2 separate regions of the Homo sapiens genome follow, and region 1 is linked to region 2. The links are chromatin loops, found by intact Hi-C in ENCODE. Cell type or tissue: prostate gland. All regions are shown on one strand. Links, peaks and the distances in the headings refer to the core of each region. The heading gives the core; the rest is flanking DNA.

The links. Hi-C counts contacts between places; a loop is a spot of excess contacts. Peaks named below come from ENCODE experiments on the same cell type or tissue, not always from the same donor. Only the 100,000 strongest peaks of a DNase experiment are listed, where the experiment ranks them.
Region 1: it touches region 2 in a loop (2.3-fold over the local background); 1 of 110 quality-filtered maps calls a loop at or near these places.

The regions. Positions count from the first base shown.
Region 1 is chr5:72,276,689-72,285,133 of GRCh38, forward strand. All of the region lies in intron 4 of MRPS27 (mitochondrial ribosomal protein S27), which reads right to left. LOC107986422 (a long non-coding RNA gene) reads right to left here. Exons shown (of 2, transcript XR_001742742.2): 2 at 4,162-6,970. Among named protein-coding and RNA genes, the nearest start is that of MRPS27, 39 kb to the right of the region's middle. In prostate gland, for the core only: a CTCF peak has its summit at 4,194 (motif pointing left); a DNase peak (open chromatin) is centred at 5,551; H3K27ac peaks cover 3,106 bases.
Region 2 is chr5:71,969,112-71,977,556 of GRCh38, forward strand. No RefSeq gene overlaps it. Among named protein-coding and RNA genes, the nearest start is that of MAP1B, 130 kb to the right of the region's middle. In prostate gland, for the core only: no CTCF peak of the experiment used is centred there; DNase peaks (open chromatin) are centred at 4,215 and 5,270; H3K27ac peaks cover 1,793 bases.

The sequences.
Region 1 (8,445 bases), core at 2,009-7,008, 310 kb after region 2:
AGTCTGCAAGGAACTTAAATTTACCAGAAAAAAAAAAAATGCCACTAAAAAGTGAGCAAAGCGCCAGGCGTGGTGGCTCATGCTTGTAATCTCAACACTCTGTGAGGCCGAGGCGGGTGGATCACGAGGTCAGGAGATCGAGACCATCCTGGTTAACACAGTGAAACCCCATCTCTACTAAAAATACAAAAAATTAGCCAGGCGTGGTGACGGGCACCTGTAGTCCCAGCTACTTGGGAGGCTGAGGCAGGAGAATTGCTTGAACCCAGGAGGCGGAGGTTGCAATGAGCTGAGATCACGCCACTGCATTCCAGCCTGGGCAACAGAATGAGACTCCATCTCCAAAGGGGGAAAAAAAGTGAGCAAAGGACATGAACCGACACCTCTCAAAAGAAATTTATGCAGCCAACAAACATATGAAAAAAAGGTCAACATCACTGATCATTACAGAAATGCAAATAAAAACCACAATGAGATACCATCTCATACCAGTAAAAACAGCAATTATTAAAAAGTGAAAAACAACAGATGCTGGTGAGTCTGAGGAGAGATAGGAACGTTTTTACACTGTTGATGGGAATATAAATTAGTTCAACCATTGTGGAAGACTGTGTGGCAATTCCTCAAAGACCTAGAACCAGAAATACCATTTGACCCAGCAATCCTATTACTGAGTATATACCCAAAGGAATATAAATCATTCTATTATAAAGATACACATCCTGGCCAACATGGTGAAACCCCGTCTCTACTAAAAATACAAAAATTAGCTAGGCATGGTGGCGCATGTCTGTAATCCCAGTTACTTGGGAGGCTGAGGCAGGAGAATCGCTTGAACCAGGGAGTCGGAGGTTGCAGTGAGCCGAGATCTTGCCACTGCACTCCAGCCTGGCCACAGAGTGAGACTCCGTCTCAAAAAAAAAGAAAAGAAAAAAAAAGATACATGCACGTTTATGTTCATCGCAGCACCATTCACAATAGCAAAAGACATGGATTCAACTAAATGCCCATCAATGATATATTGGATAAAGAAAATGTGGTACAATACGCCATGGAGTACTGTGCAGCCATAAAAAAGGAACGAGATCATGTCCTTTGCAGGGAAAGGGATGGAGCTGGAAGCCATTATCCTCAGCAAACTAACCCAGGAACAGAAAATCAAACACCGCATGCTCTCATAAGTGGGAGCTGAACAATGAGAACACTTGGACACAGGGAGGGGAATAACACATACTGGAGCCTGTGAGATGAGGGGGTGGAGGAGGGAGAGTATCAGAAAAAATAGCTAATGCGTGCTGGGCTTAATACTTAGGTGACAGGTTGATAGCTGCAGCAAACCACTGGGCACATGTTTATTTATGTAACAAATCTGCACATGTATCCTGAAACTTAAATTAAAAAACAAAAACAAAAATAAGCAGAACATAACACCCACATACTCAACCACCTATCTTCATCAAATTTTAAAATCTGGCCAGGCGCAGTGGCTCATGCCTGTAATCCCAGCACTTTGGGAGGCCGAGGCGGGCGGATCACGAGGTCAGGAGATTGAGACCATCCTGGCTAACATGGTGAAACCCTGTCTCTACTAAAGATACAAAAAAATTAGCTGGGCATGGTGGCGAGCGCCTCTAGTCCCAGCTACTTGGGAGGCTGAGGCAGGAGAATGGTGTGAACCCAGGAGGCGGAGATTGCAGTGAGCCGAGATCGCGCCACTGCACTCCAGCCTGGGTGACAGAGCGACTCTCCATCTCAAAAAAAAAAAAAAAAAAAAAATTTAAAGTCTGTCATACTTGAGATTTTCTTTTTAAGCCAATAAAGCATTATAGATACAGTTGATGCTCCCTCATGTATATTTCCGGATCCTACTCCAACCCCATCCTGCTTCTTCATAGGTAGATAATACCTTGAATTTGTTGTTTACCATTTTTGGGCATGTTTTTTATACCCTTCACTTTATAACATGTATCCATGTAAGTGATGATATTGCTTTGCATATTTTCAAACTACATAAATGGTATCATATTATATGTACGATATTTCACCTTTTTTTTACTCATTATGTTTTGAGATAATCACCCTGATATATATGTGTATGTGTGTATAGATATGTATGCATCTATAGATAGCTTTGGCTTATTCTTTCTCACTGTTGTATGGTATTCCATTGTAAAAAAAAGTCTATCACATTTTTCTTCTTTTTCTATTGGAGGATATTTAAGTTGCTTCCAGTTTTTCATATTATGAACAATGTTAAAATGAACAGTCTTATAACTTAATCCTTATACAAGCCAGAGTTCCTTTAAGGTATATACCCCAGAGCAGAAGGCTGAGTAGAAGATGACCATGCCCATCCTCTTTTACTTCATATTGCCAAACTACTCTTCAAGGTGACTATATAATTTTAAACTCCCACTAGTAGTGAATCAGACTTCCTGTTGCTCCTCTTTGTCACAATTATTATGGAAGTCTTATTTTTGCATCTAATAAATGTGAAAATGTATCATTTTAATCTGTAATTTATCTGATTATTGAGAGTGAGCATCTATTCATATGTTAAATATGTTAACTGCCAATATGGTTTTTTATTCTGTGAACTGCTGGTTCATATTCTCTATCCACTTTTCTAAAATTCTTATCTTATTGGCCTATGGATATAATCTAGATACTAATCTTTGTTAGCTACATGCATTGCAAATCTTCCCTGGTCTTTTAATTTTGTTACTGGTGGTAACAAAATTTTTGTAGAATAGAACTTTAAAATTTTAATGCATTAAACCTTATCAGAGCAGGTGCAGTGGCTCACGCCTATAATCCTAGCCATTTAGGAGGCGAAGATGGGAGGATTGCTTGAGGACAGGAGTTTGAGACCAGCCTGAGCAACACAGCGAGACCCTGTCTCTTAAAAAACACACAACAAGCATTAAATAACAACAACAACAAAAACCATTCTGAATCATGGAAGACAACAAAACAAAACAAAACAAAATAAAACAAAAACAAAACCCCAAAAACAATTATCACTTAGTAATAAAACAAAACAAAAAAATTTATCAATCTTTTGTTATGTTTTTTGTGTCTTGTTCAAAAAAAAACAAATCCTTCAGTGTCCCCAGTGTTATACTACTATTAATATTCTCCTATATTTCCTTCTAAAAGTTTTGCTTTTTCCATTTCGGTTTTTAATCTACCTAAAAAAAATGTGTGTGAGTATGTTCATATATTTTGAAGTAAGAATGAAGAATTTTCCCATATAATTGTTAGATTATCGATTGTCTAAGTAGCATTTATTAACTAATCCATTCTTCGCCCTTTGATGTAAAAAATATCTCAGGTTTCCAGATATGTAGATACATTTCTGGGTTCTCTCTATTCTGCTCCACTAGTCTATTTGTCTACATCTAAGCCATTATCTTCATTTGTATTTTTTGTAGCTTTCTAATAAGTCTTGTTGTCTATCTTGTGGACCAATCATTTTATGTTAGTCTTCTTAAAACTGTCTTAGCTATTCTTGGTTTTATTCTTTCACTTGAATTTCAGGGTCATCTTCTCAGGTTCCCCAAAAATTTCTGCTGAGATTTTGGTTGGAATTGCACTGAATTTATAGATGAAATGTGACACTTACTGTTTAATAGTTTAAAACAAATAAAATGGAAAGATATACTTAAAAGACTGGCAAGAAACACACTAAAAACAAGTGATTTTTCCTTTATAAGTATTTTTTTTAAAAAAAGAATATGTAATTACTTTTTCCATAAACAAGAAATGATTTTAAAAATATGAAAAAAATGTATATTTCATTCTAACCTGCAAGGCTGCACAGCAGCCCAGTTTTCTATATAAGAATCAGCTCTACAAATAGAAACTCTTGCACAGCTTCTAAAAAAACCAATAAAATAAAAGTGGGGAATGCTGACAACATTAAACAACTTTAGCCATTCTGAGCTGCTCTTGTGCATGCCAGATATCAAAACTAAAATCTCTGGAAGCAGTTCCACAATTTCTATTTCAATTGCTTACATGCTCCCAGCCCACAGAACAGACCTCTCTTTTTGTGTCTAATCTGTATTTTGATTATTGATTCAATAACATCTTATCAGAGATCAGTTATGGTGCAGTTTTTTCCTAACTGGGAATCATTTTCTTGAGGCTTCTTCTCCCTTCTTCACAGATAGTAAGCAGATCTGTTGCCCCCTTCTGGTTTGTGGCTGTAAGCTTAGCAATACGGGTACACGTATGACAGATTTGATTTGCTGTCTTTTAGGGTCAGGAAGCTTCCCCCAAAATGTGATATCCTTTCTAAATGTGTGTTGAACTACTAGTGTTCCTAAGCATCTACTTCTCCACATTCCTGAGCCTTGATGGCCCTTACACCTTGATGCCCTTGGGGCAGGGGTGGTGCGGATGGTTAGGGAAACCTAAACCAGAAATCAAATACATTTTCCCATAAGAGAGAAGTATGGGAAATAAATACTCCTTGCTTCTCCCGATGTTACAATCTAGTATAGTCAACATTAAAGCTAAATTTTATTGAGCACTGACCTTCTTTGTCCCAAGACTGTTCTAAGGGCATTATAACGTTATCAATTTCTTGGAGTCTCATAAATACCCTAAAGCACAGGCACTATTTTAACACTCATTTTATGAGGGAGGAAATGGATGGCACATTCGACATTCAAATCCAGGCACTCTGGCTCAAGTCCATACTCTTGTCTACTATACTATACTGTGTCTCAGGTAAAGAGAAAGAAAGAAATATTTTTGACAGAAGACAAAACAAAATAAGTAAGCACCCCTGAATAGGTAAAACAAAATTTTATAGATGGGTCAGAGAGATCACATTCAACCGTGAAAATCAGGGTAAGTTTATGAGTGTAGCAGAATTTGGGACAGGCCTTAAAACACAGGCTGTATTCTGTTAGAAAGAGACAGTGGGGAGGGAAGAGCATAGGCAAGATATGAAAGTAGAAGGCACATTCAGAGAACAGTAGTCCATTCCAACTGGAGTCTGAAAGCACTGTGTAAGTGTGTAAGTCTGTTATTACCTGCTATTATTCAGCAAATGGAGGACTATACTAATCTATACGTATGAGATGCACAAAGTTCTCACTTGAACACATAATTTCAGTGTTTGACTTATCAAAACTCTGCCAAGATTTTTACCAATGAAGACTAATGATTGAGTTTCACCTCTTGGTAGTGTCCATCACTGAACTATGTAACAGCCAGTGCATAATGAATACACTGTTCATGTGCTGTAATGATCTGGTGTTGGAAGACCTAGTTTTAAGTCCCAGCTTTGCCTATTACTAGGTATAAAATGGTGATACTATTTGTCTTAAAATCAGCATTGCTATTAAAAAAACAGAATAGACCTCAAAATGTAAAATCTGCCTGTTCAAAACAAACATACCTGGAAATCTATCATGAAAATGAAAGCAGCCTAGACCACTAAACAGAATTCACATCAAATACTTCTAGCTCCTCAGATGTCCTCTTGCCTAGACACACAGCATCTGGAAATACTCAGGAATTTATTTGCCTTTGGCCTCAAAAACCATGATGCAATCAACTGAAACTTCTGTTCCCATAAATCTCTCCTTGAAGCTTCTGTTTATCTACTCAGCTCTCCCTTAAATATTATACCAGTTTCTGAAACGATCTCTTAATTATTTTCAAATCAAACTGCGTTACACTTAAAACCCTACTGAAGTAGGGTTTATATAATAAATATAAAACTATATTTTAGTTATGCCTTTCTCATTGCCCTGTAGCTATAATTCCTGGTACCTTAATTTGACTTTACAATTATAAAAATAGGCAGGAGAAATATTTTTCAATAAAAGGGGTTTATACTGTAGAAAAAAAAGAACTTGGATACATATTCTTATGTGAAATTTTAGGAGTTTAAGGTTTAATTTACAAATGGTTCTGTAGCTATTAGAACAGATTTACTTTAGCCTTCTCCTTTTAAATCTCATGTATATACAAGGCATCAAAAACATGTGGTTTGTGGGCCTTGCAGGAAAAAGGCAAGTACATATGTATAAAAATTAGTTACCTAGAGGATAAATAAGAGTGGATACCCAACTTCTCATACCACAAAATTTACTAAATATATTCACAAACAAGATAGTAAATGAAGTCTGTCACCTAAATCCAGAAGAGAATAAGAGATCTTCTACCCTTTCTGTTGTTTACTTTTACATCTATTAGTTTTTCTCTTGATATTCATAGTTAAGGCGGCTGGAACTTCAATTTTAAAGTGAATAAAATTCTGCGTGAGAAACTAAACAAAAAGCCAGAGCTACATGCTTTCAAAGTCTGAGGCATCTGGTGATAAAATCTTATCAGTGACATTAAGAAACATTATGTTTTAGCTATGGGAAGTGCCTTGGGAGGCATCCAAGATGATCTGCTCATCTAGAAAGCTGATGTCCAGAGAGTTCACTAACTAGTTCAAAGCTACAGATCAAAGTGGGGACTAAACTGGTCCTAAGACCCCAGTCACCTCTTTCTTCCCATCCTGACTCCTTCAGGGTCTTTTTAGTACCTCCCCCACAAGATAATACATTTTCATTGTTGAATTTCTTTTTATGTTAATTTTTTTCTAGGTTTAATTAATTCTATGTCACACTGTTAGGAGGTTTCAAAATGTTCATTGAGTCTGTATCTTTTGGTATATTACTGAAACTGCTTAGGAAAAAAAACTGACACAAAGAGATACACTGGGCTAGCTGATGAGCTTCTGAACTTGAAGTCAGGCCTCATCCACAGCTGGAGCTTGGACTTGTCACATGGCTCCAAGGGACTCACTTAGTCTATCCAGGTTGCAATTTCAGATTCCGGAAGTTGGCAGGACTTCAGAGGTCATCTGGTCTAAAATTTTCCAACTAGTGCCAATACACCAGGAAGACCCAATGGGTATGTTTTGGCAATTGTTCTTTCTCCAAAGGTCTGTGGCCAGTTCCTGTCAAACAGTCCAAGTATGGTCAAGTAGGCAAGATATGATCCAGCAAGCTTAGAAAGAAATGTGTACGTACAAAAAAAAAAGGCAAAAGAAAAACTCACCCTCTTGCTGCCTTCTAAATCTGCTTCCAATTCAATACTTCTATCATGTACAAGCCACTTTCCCACTGAGGTTCAATTTTCAGTTCATTTTTGACTCTCCTTGTTTTCTGTCTCTACATTCAACCTGCCATTAATCCTGCTGATCCAATTTTTTCCCTCCTATGTACATTTCTCTCTTTATTTCCACTGTCTACTACCACAGGACAGGTCTTTTTTCTCTATATGCATAGACAATTTCCTTATAACATTTACCAATTTTAATAAAAAATTTACCCTGTTATAAATCTTTCTGAAATACTTTTATTATGATATATACTTCTTAAGAATCTGCAGATGACTATCTTGAGGATCTTTTAAAAAATATTTTTTCAGGCTAGGTGTGGTGGCTCATGCCTATAATCCCAGCACTTTGGGAGGCCGAGGCAGGTGGATTGCTTGAGTCCAGGAGTTCAAGACCAGCCTGGGCAACATTGTGAGACCCCATCTCTAAAAAAAAAAAAAAAAACACCACCAAAAAGGCCAGGCATGGTGGCATACGCCTAAAGTCCTAGCTACCTGGGAGGCTGAGGTAGGACAATTGCCTGAGCCTGGGAAGTTGAGGGTACAGTGAGCTAAGATCCTGCCACTGCATGCCAGCCTGGGCAACAGAGTGAGACCCTGTCTTTAAATTAAAAAAAAAAAAAAAATTTGGTTAATTTCCTTCTGTGTGTGTGTGTGAGAGAGAGAGATGGAAAAAGAGAAGGGGGGAGGGAAGGGAAGGGAAGAAATGAAAAATATGTATTTTTTGAATAAGTAATATACACCCATGATATAAAATTCAAAAGTTACAAGAGACAATTCAATGAGAAGTCATCCAGGTTTCTTCCCTAAAAGAAACCAATGTTACCAGTTTTTGTGTGTATCATTCCAGAGATATTTTATGTACACACATACATATATACACATAAGCATCAAAGCACATGTATACATATTACACATAAACCACAGTGGCTACATCACACACTAAGTCCTACTCTTGTTTTTTTCACTTAATACATTTCACAATTTATTCAATAGGAAATACAAATAAAGCTTCCTCATTCTTTTCAATCACTGCACAGTATTCCACTGTACAGCTGTAGAATAATTAAACAGGCTTCTATTGATGGACGTAATCTTTTACTTTTTGCAATGGACATTTTTGGCATGAATATGAGTGTATCAGGAGGTTAAATTCCTAGAGGTGGAATTATTGGGCCAGAGGGTATTGTACTTATAATTTTGACAGATGCTGCCAAAGTTCTATCTATACAAGTTGTACCGATTTATATATCCACTAGCAATGTATGATAATGACAGATTTTGAACCCTCCCTTCTCTCCTGCCAACATTCTA
Region 2 (8,445 bases), core at 2,317-7,316:
GCAGGATAATATCAAGGAGGTCTAAATTATTTACACTTTATTGCTCTCAGTCTATGGGTGTCTGACATGTCTCATCTATTGGGGAATTCTGCAAAGTGTTCTTGGCTCAGAATATTTTCTGATAATGCATTCTTCTAAGATAATATTGCAGCATCTTACTCATTTAAAATCATCAGAAGTTCTTAAATTCCGTATCGCAAAGATTCTGCTTTTAGAAATAGCTTCTTTCAGGTTTCAGAATGTAGCTTCTACTTTATGAATTATGAGAGGGAAGAGATCTTTCCAAGGAACATGTCAGTTCTGAATGTACAATCAATGCTCTACTATTTCTGAAAACCTTAATGTAGATGTAAAAGCAAGATTAGGAAGGTCTTGCCTTCCAGATGCACCTTACTGCTTCCTCTACTTGTGTCATCCACTGGTGCCTTGGAATTCCAAAGGGCCCAAGTATGCCTATGTACCAGATTGTGTTCATTAAGTTCAGCAACCATTGTATCACGCCTACACATCCTCTGGGCAGGATGCATGGGAATGGGAGGGGACCAAGATGTTCCCATGGTAACAAGCTGTACAAATATGAAAATGGGGAGAGTATCTGTGAACAACTATGAAGAGAATTTGACAAGAGATGAGGGCTCACTGACTAATCTGGGGCTCTTTTTCATCTTTACTTATAAGCAGAGAGTTAGGAGAAGAAAAATCCTGTGCCAGGCTGGGCGTGGTGGCTCACACCTGTAATCCCAGCACTTTGGGAGGCTGAGGTGGGTGGATCACCTGAGGTCAGGAGTTCGAGACCAGCCTGACCAACATGGTGAAACCCTGTCTCTACTAAAAATACAAAAATTAGCCAGGCTTGGTGGCGCATGCCTGTAATCCCAGCTACTCGGGAGGCTGAGGCATGAGAATCGCTTGAATCCAGGAGGTGGAGGTTGCAGTGAGCTGAGACCATGCCATTGCACTCCAGCCTAGATAGCAAGAGCAAAACTCCATCTTGAAAAAAAAAAAAAAAGAGAAGAAGAAGAAGAAAGAAAAGAAAAGAAAAAGAAAAGTCCCATACTGAATTCATTGTAGTTGGCATCTATCAAGCATCTAGATTCACTGTTTGAGACCCATCCTAGCACTTCCATGCCTCCCCCAGGATTAATGACTATGGGGTCCCAGCAAAGGTCAAGTGTCTGGGATAGGTTCTAGGAGAATGCAGTACAGTACATCCAGTATTTTCTTTCTTTCTTTCCTTTTTTTTTTGAAACAGAGTCTTGCTCTGTCATCCAGGCTGGAGTGCAATGGTGTGATCTCGGCTCACTGCAACCTCCGCCTCCCGGGTTTAAGTGATTCTCCTGCCTTAGCCTCCCGAGTAGCTGGGACTACAGGTGCCCACCACCATGCCTGGCTAATTTTGGTATTTTTAGTAGAGGCTGGGTTTCACCATATTGGCCAGGCTGGTCTCGAACTCCTGACCTCATGATCCACCCGCCTCGGCCTCCCAAAGTGCTGAGATTACAGTCATGAGCCACCGCACCCGGCCACATCCACTATTTTCTATTTGAAAATGTTCCCAAGTCTGGAGAGTCCTGGCTTTAAAAATAGCTTAGTATACAGTAGTATAGTAAGGAAATTATAGTTAAAGATAATTTACTGTATATTTCAAAATAACTAGGAAAGAAGAATTATCATGTTTCCAACACAAAGAAAAGATACATGTTTGAGGTGATGGGCATCCAGTTATGCAGATTTGACCATGACACATTGTACACAGGGATCCAGATATCACATGCACCCCCAAAATATGTACAACTATTATATATCAATAAAAAAGTACAAGAAGAATAAACTGTGAAAAGATCAAGAGTCAAAAACAGAAAAGAAAAGAAAGAAATAGCCTAAAGCTAGAATGTGGGGTGGATGCAGGGATGAGGGTTATGCCAGGTTTCTCTTTGACCATTGTATGCTCATAAGGAGGTTTCTATGCTAAGAATCTCTATGTCAAGATGCTTAACTTGATTCATACCCTTTGGTTAAGGAAGAAACTAGGAATTTGAGGGACATGATTAAAAACTTCAATTAGGGACCATTTGTAGCACGTATTTATTTTCTTTTTGTAATTCTGCTATCATCTCTGGGCATCTTCTTCCAGATGTTTTGGCTGGTCACCTTGACTCTAATGGAGTCTTCAGATTATTAGAAGATGCAAGAGGAGAGCCCAAAAGTTCTTGTTCCTAACCCTTGGATATGCCTGATAAGGCCTTGTGAATCCAAATACCACATTCCTTCTTTCCAGCCATGAAGTACCTGAGAGTGGCTCTGCTTGGGCAGGTCTTGGCATTGGGCTGAAGGTGATGTCCTCTATTCCCTAGAATGGGGTAGGGACTGGGAGCCGTTACACATGACAGTGGACTGAGATGCTTTGTCTGAGTTAGTTCTTACATCTCAATTCCAATATGTGTGTCTGAGTTCATTTGGGCAGCTATAACAAAATGCCATAAACTTGTTAGCTTATAACAACAGAAATTTATTTCTCTCAGTTCTAGAGTCTGGGAAGTCCAAGATCAAGGGGCCAGCAGATTCAGCATCTGGTGAAGGCCTGCTTTCTGGTTCATAGATGGTGCCTTCTTGCTGTATTCTCACATGGGGGAAGGGGCAGGGCAGCTCTCTGGGGCCTCTTTTATAGGGGCACTAATCCCACTCATGAAGGCCTGTTGATCTAATCACCTCCCAATGGCCCCACCTCCTAATACCATCACCTTGGGGGTTGAGATTCCAACACATAAATTTTGGAGGGACACAAACATTCAGACCATAGCAGATTAATTTCCAGACTCTCAGAGAAATCCTTATCAAATAAATTAATTCAGAAGAAAATCCCCAAACTAATTAGTGTGGATCCTTTTTACCGTTCCTGTGAGTCAGAGCTGATGTGCTCACTGCCTGTGTCCCCTCCTGCCCTTGCCCCCCGCAGGGAGATAACTGAGCCATGCCTTTTGCCACCCACTCTCCCTGTCCTCTTTGCATCTTTGGCTGGCAACCCCAGAGCACTTTCCAGATCCTCTGCATCTCTCTTCACCAGATCTCTGGCCATTCCTAATTCTACATTCTGGACAGTTCCTGGCCTGTTGCTCTTGCTCTTTGCAGGAACTGTGGATGAAGCCTTGCCAGGACACAGGTCCTCAGTGCCTGTCACTGAGGTGGCCCTTCATTTAACTGAAGTCCCATTACATTAATAAGCCTCAGTTTCCCTCCCCTCAGTGACTTCAGGAAGCCTTTCTGTATCCTGGCTCTTGTTCTATGATGGTGTGTTCGATCTGTAGAGGTGGGTTTTTTTTCTTTTCACCAAATCTCAGCATTTTTCCTTTCCCTCATACTGGAGGGTTGCTTTCTGTTTCTTCCTTCCTTACCTTAGTCTCTATTACAGCAGCCCTGAAGTCTATCTGCAAGTGTGTGCATGGATCTGGGGAATGGGCAGGTAGGATTCTGGGCTCAACAGTCACATTTCTTGCTAAATTAGTGTGGTCCCAGGGGAAGGGGCTTCGGCAGATGAGGAGCCACAGAGGAGGGGGATGCAGAATTCCCCTTTCCTGGCTGATTTCTGTTTTGCCTAAAAACCATGTGGCTGTGACACCAGGGCACTGCTGTCTCCCCAGACAACAAATTTTAATAGCTCTCCTTTACTGCTGGCAATGATAATGGCTAACACAGGCTGGCTATTCACGACATGGTAAGCTTGGTACAGAATCTATCTTATTTAATCCTTGCTTTGAAGCAATTCTATTATTCTCCCCATTGTACAGATGAGGACACTGAGGACCAAGGAGTGGCAGAGCTTTGCTAGAAACTCAACTCTGACCTCAGAGCTGGAGTGCTTCCCCTAACCCCATGCTGAAAATAGTCACTGCTGTTCCGGGACTACCCTGCCAGCTTCTTAGTTGTCAGATTTCGGAAACTGTATCAACTCTCTCAAGTGGAGGGGACACTTTGAACAAATAAATATTGACAAGCACTGTCAAAATAGCTGGAGATTCTGACCCTGTCAGGCTAATCTCTGTTCTCCCTGTGAAAGCTCTGGCTTCCGTCACTCTGGGTCACATTCCGGCCTGCCTTCCTGTCAGAGTCCTACATTGCTCTCCTCTCCTCCACAATGTGCATATTGCAAGTTGGTCATCCTGTGTGTGTATTTACTTGCTGTGGCTTGTTTGGGTTCAGTTTTTTGAGTGTTCGTTTGCTTTTCCCAGACAGTATCAGATCCAGCCTTTCTGCCCCACCCCTTTTTGGAGGTACCGCTCTTTTCTACGCTATAAATGACTGACCAGTTGGGACTGAACTTGGCTGGGACAATCTCTGTTTTCACTCCCCTTCTATGTCCATCCTCTGTACTTTCAAAGTCTCCTGGGTACTCTCCTTCTTTCCTACAAGGTTGCAACTGTGTACCTTCTGTTGCCTCTCCTAGGCCTGTTGCATCCTGGAACACAGTACAGCCAATAAATGTTTGTTAAATGAATGGATGAATGAATGTAGTTCTCAATATGTATAATCATGGCACTCTGACAAAGCTGCTGTTATAATCCCTTTGTAAAGGAACCACATGCTTAATTTTAAGATAGAAGGATTGCAGCAACAACATTGCACGAGTTTTTCTCTTTTGACAGTTTCTGGTTCATCCGAGATCCCTGCACCTGCCAAACAGAAACTCACATTCACTCACACACCAGTTAGGTAAGAAGCAGCTGGCTAAGTATTGAGCTATTCTTGCCCAAGTCCACCATTTCCATGTAGGGGGTTGAAAGGAAGCTGATCATTTTCCTTCGGTTTTTTAAAGAATGTCCTTTGGGCTTTTTAGCATCCTTGTGACAGGCATCATGTTCATCTCAAGCTGTTTGGTGAGTACAGGGAGATGGGTCCCTGTGTCAGGTGCTATATTCTTGTTGAGATACAAAAGCTTCAGTTCTCAACTCTCCAGCCCTGCAGGGGAGAATGAGGTCTTATCAAGATTGCTTGGCAAAGTGTATTATTCATAAACCCACCTGGCTTATCACCAAAAAAATGTTGTGTTCACTGAGAGAGGCTCTTAAAGAATTCTCTGTTAATATTTGCTTTGTCATTTCAGAAAGCCTTTAGCTAGGCCTGATCAGACAGTTATTTCTGGCTGGGTACAAATTCTGTTTTCAGAATATTGCTTGGCTCTTTGTTCCTTTCCCCTCTGTGCTGCCCACCCCCTTGCCTGACTCATCTCTTCTAGAACCTTCTCTGTCCTTTCCCAAACCACTGGGAGTGATTTACTAAGTACATTTCCCAGCCAGCTCCCAGACACTGGCTAGAAAGACCAATTTACAGGAACAAAATGTCCCCACATTGTAACTGGGTCATGGTCCAAAATTTATTTGAAAATCAGACATTGGAATTAACAATGTTTTTTTTTTTTTTTCTCAGAGAAATAACAGTGGAGAGAAGGTCTCACGATATCCCCAGAAGCCACTTTATCTATAATGAAGCTGAATTGTAACACAAATGAGGGATCTAGGAATAGAATATGTGTCGGTGCAGAAGAGGGGACTAGTGGGGGACAGTAGGGGAGGACAGGAGGAGAAATTGGAGGGGGAAGATTTTTCTCCCTCTCTTTATTAATACAGTTCTAGTCCTGGGCCACAGTTCATAATAATCAGGTCATGTGCACACAGCCTCTTGTGGCCTTAGAGTCAGAAGTGATTGGAGTTCAGGGTCTGACTCAGGTTAAACAGACTCATACCAGCTAGATGTGCCAACCAGAATGGCAGTTAAAAAAATTGCTGGCTATCAAGCATGTTGCTACCAGTGCATTTCCTCCCTGGAAGCAAATCTGCAAGGGAAGCTGGAGTGCAATCAGAAAACTGTGTTGAGCCTCACTTAGATCAGGGATCAACTGTCACAGGACTAGACAGGACAACTTTAGACCCTACTAGTCTCTCTTCTGGCATTCTGCATAATCAAGGCTTGGGAGTTGCTTCTTTCACATTCTCTTTTCTGGGCTTTCTGGCTTTTCTTATTTATTATTATTATTTTTTGCCAGATACATTGTTGCTTTAATTATGATGATGTCTTCAATCAGATCAGAGCCAAAATTGGTAGCCTGGGAGCCATTCTGGTTTTTTTTTATTTGTTTGTTTGTTGGCTTGTTTTAGGTTGATGTAGTATTGCTCTTATCCAACATGTGCGGATTTTGTAGTATAACTAGTGGGAAACAATTTACTTTCTATGTTCTCAGGGATCACTTTAATTCAATGTCTCCAAACCTCCAAACATGTTCCAACTATACCTTCAGCTATAGATAGCATCACTATTTTGTGTGGAGGAGGCAGAAGTGGTAGAAGAAAGAGTGGAATCAGTCCATCTTATTCCACAAATCTTCAAAATTTAAAAATATTTGCTGCCTCAAATTTTTTTCAGAAGCAGCAGGAATATAAAGTAGAACAAAATACATGAAAAAACATAAAGAGTTACTTATTATCTTTTACCCTTAACTGAAATACTCTTTCTTCTAGAGAAAATGATGTCAGCTAGATGTTAGAAAGAAAGATGAACACACTAATTTATACTCATGTGCAAATGACTAGGTAACACTTCTAGTCACATTTTGAGAGTTTTCTTCTTTTGAGAGAGGGCATATAGTGATACATATGTATCTTTAGTAGAATTTCAGGCAGTGTAAGTAGCTATTTCACAGAGTAGGAAAACTTAAAGAGTATTGTGGGAAAGGTTTCAGGTTCAGGTTGGTCTTTTGCTCTGGAGTTCAGCTTCTCTCTGTTACTTATATCTTCTTTTCTTTCTGGACATCAATCTAAAAGATTTGCAAGCCTCCAAGGTTTATCACAAAAATTTTCATTCCAGTACTATCAGGACCTGTAGTTGTGGGAGTAAGAGGGAGACCAGGCTGCTAAGGGGAGAGTGAGGGCAATTTTTGGCACATTTGCACACTAGAAGTCTCCTCTACTAGCTTAACCTAACCTTTGATCCATTTCTGTTGTTCACATTTCTCACCTCTTTCCAAATGCCCAATTTTTTTTTTTTTTTTTTTTTTGTGACCATGAGCTCCCTGGCCACTTTGCTATTGGTTGACTATGACAGGTGTGCTCTCTCATCTCAGGGCCTGCCTTAGAATGCTCTTCTCCCAGATTGTCACAGCGACCCTCTGTCAACGTACTCAAATCTCTGTCCAGTGCTACCTCTTCAGAGAGCTTTCTCTGACCTACCAAAAACAGCATCTTCCTCCATTTACTATCCCCTCACCCTGCTTTATTTTTCTTCATTGCACTTATCACTACCTGGCGTATTATGTCTCTGTTGTTTAACTTTCAATCTGTCTGTTAATATCGGAATGCTAGCTGCACTTGGGAGGGATTTTTGTCTGGCTGGTCCAAAGTTAGATTCCTAGTACGAGGCCTGTGCTGGGCACAAAGTGGGCCCTCAACAAATATTTGTTAGATGAATGAATCTCCATCTTATAAATGAGAGTTTGAAGCTTAGAAAGATTAAATGACTTAGTCAAGGCCATAAGTGCCAGAGATGGGATTACAACCCAAGTCACGTGATGCCAAAGCCTATATTCTTAGCCATTGCATGTGTGTGTGTGTGTGTGTGTGTGTTTGTGTGTGTGTATCTCCCAATCTTCTCCATTAAACTCTCAGATTCTCCATCATAAGGACTATTTGTATTATATCTTGTAACCTAAATGCCTAAAATGCTCAATATGTGAAGGGGAGACTATAAATGTCAAAGGAAAAATATATCTTTGGCTAATGGATGAGTGCTTGAACAAAGAGAAGCATGTTTCCGATGAGGACACAGTACAGACAAAGACCTAAGAAACACACTGGGAATTGCAGAGTTCAAATGTCTTCCTAAATGGCTAACTTATCACCAGGGGCAGCCTAGGCAGTGCGAAAAATAAAGTCTACTGAGTAAGTATAATCATTGCACATCCCCTTTTAGCAGCTGGAGTCATTGTCCCACACCTTGCCTCACAGTGCACATACAAGTTTAAATGCCTGAGATTGCTAATTTTCCAAAGACTTCATTATCGTGAGATGAGGCCATGGCAAAAATGTGCTGGTCTTTAAAACAAGGACAGATGACAAATTGATAGCACTATAAAAGGGCCACAGGACTTAGCGCTGGCTCTGAACGTCTACCAGACAGCAGACACAATATATGTTCACTGAGAGTGTTGGATCTCAAAGATACCAATGAATTTAGAGGTGTCTGAGCAACAAAAAGATTTATTTTGTTTCTTAAATTCAGAACTCTGGACTCTCAAGGGAAGACAGTGGTTTGGCAGAAAGCAGTGGTAGAATAACCAATTATTCTATAATATTTTTCAGAGCCAACTTCCTTCTAACATTTTGTTTCCATTGCCACGGTAATCCTGCTTTCCTCAGCATAAGGAAGCAGGGAAGAGGTGAAATAAGAGCCCTCCCTTGG